Linked DNA regions of Homo sapiens: region 2 is linked to region 1. The links are chromatin loops, found by intact Hi-C in ENCODE. Cell type or tissue: GM12878. All regions are shown on one strand. Links, peaks and the distances in the headings refer to the core of each region. The heading gives the core; the rest is flanking DNA. Region 1 has its middle 13 kb from the start of LINC02896. Region 2 has its middle 110 kb from the start of LINC00593.

Region 1 (2,914 bases), core at 267-2,766:
TTCAAGCAAGTCTCGTGCTTCAGCCTCCCAAGTAGCTGGGATTATAGGTGCCCGCCAATATGCCCAGCTAATTTTTGTATTTTTAGTACAGATGGGGTTTCACCATGTTGGGCAGGCTGGTCTGAAACACCTTACCTCAAGTGATCCGCCCACCTCGGCCTCCCAAAGTGCTGGGATTATTGGGCACTTGCTCAATGCGGGTACCTGGCCTTCACCTGCATTACTTCACTCATATCACAGTAATATGCAAGATAGAACAGGGAAACCAAGGGCTGGGTGCCCAGAGGAGTCAAACAACTTGCCCAAAGCCACACAGCTGGCCAGAGGTGGAGCCAGAATTCCAACCCAGGCAGGCTGGCTCCCGGTGCCAGGCTTGCAACCCTCACAGTGTCTTCTGGCAGCAAGATGGCTAGGACAATGCCTTGTACACTATGGAACGTGCAGAGTCTGTGCAGGGCTGGGGTGACATGCAGGAGGAAGAAATTAGACAAATTAGGAATTAATCATTGAAAAAACGAGGCTACAGTGAGGAGGCTCTTAGGACTTGGGATCATCTCGGCAGACTTCCTGGAGGAGGTGAGGACTGAGCCAAATCTCACTATGTCAAAGGGTCCAACAGTCAGAGTGACTGGCGGAACTGGCTGCCCTCAGGAAAAGTGCCTATCAAAGAAGAGTGACATTTCTCAACCTCACAGGAGCTGAGAGAAAGCAAGACAGGATGAGACTGTCAAAAATAATGAACACATTGCTTGGGCAGGTGTCTGTACAGGCCAGGCACAGTATTAAGTGCTCTATAAGAATTATCTCCTGCCGGGCGCAGTGGCTCACACCCAGCACTTTGGGATGCCGAGGCGGGCAGATCACCTGAGGTCAGGACTTTGAGACCAGCCTGACCAACATGGTGAAACCCCGTCTCTTCTAAAAATACAAAAAAAGTAGCCAGGCATGGTGGCATGCACCTGTAATCCCAGCTACTTGGGAGGCTGAGGTGGGAGAATCACTTGAACCTGAGAGGCGGAGGTTGCTGTGAGCCAAGAATGCACCATTGCACTCCAGCCTGGGCAACAAGAGTGAAACTCCATCTCAAAAAAAAAAAAAAAAAAAAAAGAATTATCCTTTAATCCCCCAATACCCTTGTAGGGCAGCTACCATTAACATGCCCCCTTTACACTTGAAGAAGCTGGGCTTGGGGGTGACTCCAAAGCCTTTCCTACGTCTCACAGCAACTAGAGAAGGAGCCAGGATTCGAACCCAGAAAGCCCAACTCAGGCCTCTGCTATACACTCAAGCCACGCAGCTACACCTCCTGGGAGAAGAGCCCCTGGCAGGGGTCACGTTTTGTGTCATCTCCATGTAGACAGCTCTCCTGGACACTCTCCCTGGTGGCTTTGCCCTGGACTGAGGCAAAACAGGAAGAAGGAGAAAGCCTCTCTTTCTCCTTGTGTCCCCAGCATCCAGAAGGTGCCAAATGGAGGATGCTTGAAGAATGAAGGAACCGGTCCTGCAGGGAAAGATGGATTACCCGTGTATCTGCCGCCCCCTCCTGCCCCAAAGGAGAACTGCAAGGCTCACCTCCCTTTCACCCCACTGGAAAGCGGGTGGAGGCAGGACTTCCCAAGCCCTCTCTGAAGAAGGACCAGGTTGCCACTGGTCTTTTGTTCCTGTTTATAATTTTTTATTATTAATTGCATACATTTATGTGGTCTTATGTGATGTTTGATATATGTATACAATGTGGAATGATAAAGTCTAGCTAATTTTAACAAATCCATCATCTCGCTTACCATTTTTGTGGTAAGAACATTTGAAATGTACACTGTTAGCAATTTTGAAATATACAATACATTATTATTAAGGATAGTCACCATGCTGTGCAATAGACCTCAAAAAAGGTATTCCTTCTGTCTAACTGAAACTTTTACCCTTTGACCAACATCTCTCCCCATTTCCCCACCCAGGGCATCCTCCCACCTAAGCCTCCTGAGTAGCGTGTACCACCACACCTGACTATTTTTTGTATTTTTTTGTAGAGATAGGATTCCACCATGTTGCCCAGGCTGGTCTCATACTCCTGGCTTCAAGCGATCCTCTCCTCTTGGCCTGCCAAAGTGCCAGGATTACAGGCTTGGGCCACTGCACCCTGCCAAAAGTCTCTATGTTTACTCTTACATTCTCAGCAGGTACTTACTGTACCTGTCTCCATATAGACAAGTAACAATATTTTGAGAGCCAATGCAGTCCACAGACTATGCTGTGAGAAGCACGGGTCCAAAGAGGACAAATGACAGGCCAGAGGCCACCCAGCCAGCACGAGGAATCCATTTCCTCATGCACTACCTCAGCAGACAGCCAGGACTCCTCTGCCGTTTTGAGACTCAGGTCCCACTGCTGACTCAGGGTGCAGCTCTAGATCTGCAGCTGGAACTGAGGGGTAGCTCAGGACAAGGACAGAGCCCCAGGGACAGTGGCTCAAAGTCGGCCCCTGAGCTCAGCCCTCCCCATCTGTGAGAAACAGGCAGAGAGCAGAAAGGTGGATGCTGTCTCAGTCAAGGAGTCAAGACGGCCTCTGGAAATGCAGGCTGGGAGGGAGGGATGGGATCTGAACCTGACATGGGGCTGCGGATGGTGGCACCCTGGGTGGCTTTTTGTTTTGTTTTATTTATAGACAGGGTCTTGCTCTGTCACCCAGGCTAGAGTGCAGTGGTGCAAACACAGCTCACTGCAGTCTTGACCTCCTAGGCGCAAGCGTTCCTCCCGCCTTGATCTTCCGAATTGCTGGGACTACAGGTGTGTGCCACTGTGCCCAGTCAAGCACCCTGAGTTTGAGAGCAAAATTGTCTATGATGACTTCCCTAAATTTATATCCTTGTCTTAGGGCTCAAGACAATTCTGGGGCTCTCACGAGGAGTGGGGA
Region 2 (2,914 bases), core at 100-2,599, 250 kb before region 1:
TCAGAGCTAGCACATTTTAGAATTCCATTCTTTCCTGCATGAATCCAACCAGCTCAGCTTTTCCTGCCCCATAGAACATTTATAAAGTCTGAACACATACTTAGAAACAAAGAAAAAAAATTAATTTAAAATTAAAGATTTTACAGGCCACAATCTCTTACTATAACCCCATAATGTTAAATTAAAAAGAAAACAATAATGTGGCTGAAAATATTTTTAACTACTTGGAAATTAATAAACGTACTTCTAGGTAACCCATGGATCAAAGGAAACATTAAAATGAAATTAAAACCCATCTAGAAACCGATGGAAAGGGGAACATTTTATTTCAAAACCTATGAGATCTTGAAAAAAGCTTAACACGGGAAAATACATTGCCTGAAATGGCTTTCTTATTAAAGAAGAAAGACCAAAATAAAAGCACTGACTATACATCGTAAGAAATTAGAAATACAAGCAAACAAAAAAAGAAAGTATGAAATGGGAATTAATCAATAGATGAATTTAATAAGGGAAAATAAGAAAAAGGGAAAATAAATACATAAATGGATTTTTGGAAACCAGAAGTGGCAAAAGAGGTCTGGATGTTGTCGGAGGTGGGAGGAGGCCTCAGTTTCCCCAAGCAGATCCATTTTGCAAAGTCCCACCTATCTGCAGCACAGGCTTCTGCCCCGTAGTCCTACTGAGCCCTGGACTCGTGGCCTCCTCCCACCAATCTCTCAACCTCTAAACTGTCAACCCAGGATGTCTCATCGCAGAGTCTGGCAATTTCACGGCGCAACCACGACTCCTTGTACTGAAGTCTTTTTTTTTTTTTGGGACCGAGTCTCGCTCTGTCGCCCAGGCTGGAGTGCAGTGGCCCGATCTCGGCTCACTGCAAGCTCCGCCTCCCGGGTTCACGCCATTCTCCTGCCTCAGCCTCCCGAGTAGCTGGGACTACAGACGCCCGCCACCATGCCTGGCTAATGTTTTTGTATTTTTAGTAGAGACGGGGTTTCACTGTGTTAGCCAGGATGGTCTCGATCTCCTGACCTCGTGATCCATCCGCCTTGGCCTCTCAAAGCGCTAGGATTACAGGCGTGAGCCACCGCACCCGGCCTGTACCGGAGTCTTCAGCACTTCCTCCCAGAAATAAAGTTCCTCCGTCTGGGCTTATTAAGCAAACGAGTCAGTTTTGTCTTTTTCAGCAATGAAAGCTGCTGTGGTTTTGTTTTCTCCCTGTTGCCAAGAGTCAAGAGGAAGTCTGTGGTTAGACTTCTTCGGGTGGAGACACACACAAACCCAGAGGCTATTAATGAGCTCCCCGGATCCAGCTCTCCCAGCCCAAGTGAACGGGACTAATGAAAGTGAACAAAGGGGAGACAGAGAGAGGGAGGTCATGCTGAGCTTCTATCCACTTGGCCCTCCAGACCTGCAGCACTCTCTCACCTCTTGTCTTCAAGGTGACTCTATTTCCCTTTCTGACAGTAGAATACTATGGATCCACTTTTCCTTCGAAGGATGAGGCAACCCAATTTGCTTTCACTCAAATCCAGAAACTAAATTTAAAAGATCCCTGTGAATTCAGTGCCCATCTTGGTATTGGAGCTTGTGGTAGGCACCACCAGCTGTCACCTGCAATCCATCCCCACCCCTTCCTTTCCATCAAAACCCTGGATTTGTTTAGTGGTGTGCCCAGCCAAAAATGTTCATTCTTCCAGCCTCCCTTGTACCTAGAGGGTGACCATTTGATTACAGTTCTGGCCAATATTACAGTTATTGGATTTCTAAGAAAACTTTTGCATTCGTAATGTAGGTACCAACTCTTCCTCCTTCTCCCTTCTTTTTCCCACCTGCAACTGGAACGTAAAGCCTGGAGGGGCAGTATCCATCTTGTGCATATAAGGTAGCATGTGTGAGGATGGAATTTGAACAGAGGGGAAAAGGGCTAGGCCCCCATTAACATTGTTAAATCATCCTCTCCTGCCCTGTACTACCCACCCTGCACTTCTTATGTCATAGGAAAATCAGAGCATCATCTGTTAAAACCACTGTAGCTGGCTGCTCTGTTACTTGCAGCTAAATGCATTCTCACTCTGTCGCCAAGGCAGGAGTGCAGTGGTGCAATCTCAGCTCACTGCAACCTCCACCTCCTAAGTTCAAGCAATTCTCCTGTCTCAGCCTCCCGAGTAGCTGGGACTACAGGTGCCCACCACCACACCCACGTAATTTTTGTATTTTTAGTAGAGACAGCATTTCACCATATTGTTCAGGCTGGTCTTGAAATCCTGACCTCAGGTGGTCCACCCACCTTGACCTCCCAAGGTGCTGGTATTTACGGGTGTGAGCCACTGTGCCTGGCCTAGCAAAATGCATTCTTAATTGAAACAAGAACCCCAGCTTTTTATAGTTCTTTACAGCTTTTTATTGGTTTTCAAAATATGTGCACCCCATCCTCGCATTGGGTCCTCACAGAAATTCTTCATGGTAGACCAGATCAACATCTTTCCTCATACTTTCAGATGAGGAAACTGAGGTTTCTTGGTAATGAAGTGGGTCAGAAAAAGATTCAGGGCCTGTATTGCAGGACTCTCTGTCTCCCAGTCCATTGCTTTTCCCAAGAAAATCCTTCTTGTCTTCAAGGCAGTTCAGAGTCAGCCTGTCCCTATAATATCTGTCCACAATCAACATTACACACAAAAGTGGAAGTTCTCAGGAACCTGGGAGCATGTGAACTAATTGCAATTTCAGCTTCCAGTGCCTGGAGTAAGTGTATTCTCTTATTTTAAAACCCACCACTTTGTGTAACAGGATCTGGGTTCAAGTCTTGGATCTCCCCATTACTCACTATGTGATCTTGGGGAAATTGCTGAAAACTGCCTACCCATCTATAAAATAGGAATAGCAGTTCTTCTCTCCTGAGGCTATGATAAGA

The links. Hi-C counts contacts between places; a loop is a spot of excess contacts. Peaks named below come from ENCODE experiments on the same cell type or tissue, not always from the same donor. Only the 100,000 strongest peaks of a DNase experiment are listed, where the experiment ranks them.
Region 2: a loop joins it to region 1, with 5 times the contacts of the local background. A loop is called at or near these places in 18 of 110 quality-filtered maps.

What each region holds. Positions count from the first base shown.
Region 1 is chr15:69,474,577-69,477,490 of GRCh38, reverse strand. No RefSeq gene overlaps it. Among named protein-coding and RNA genes, the nearest start is that of LINC02896, 13 kb to the right of the region's middle. In GM12878, for the core only: a CTCF peak has its summit at 1,537 (motif pointing left); no DNase peak of the experiment used is centred there.
Region 2 is chr15:69,719,898-69,722,811 of GRCh38, reverse strand. No RefSeq gene overlaps it. Among named protein-coding and RNA genes, the nearest start is that of LINC00593, 110 kb to the left of the region's middle. In GM12878, for the core only: no CTCF peak of the experiment used is centred there; a DNase peak (open chromatin) is centred at 1,229.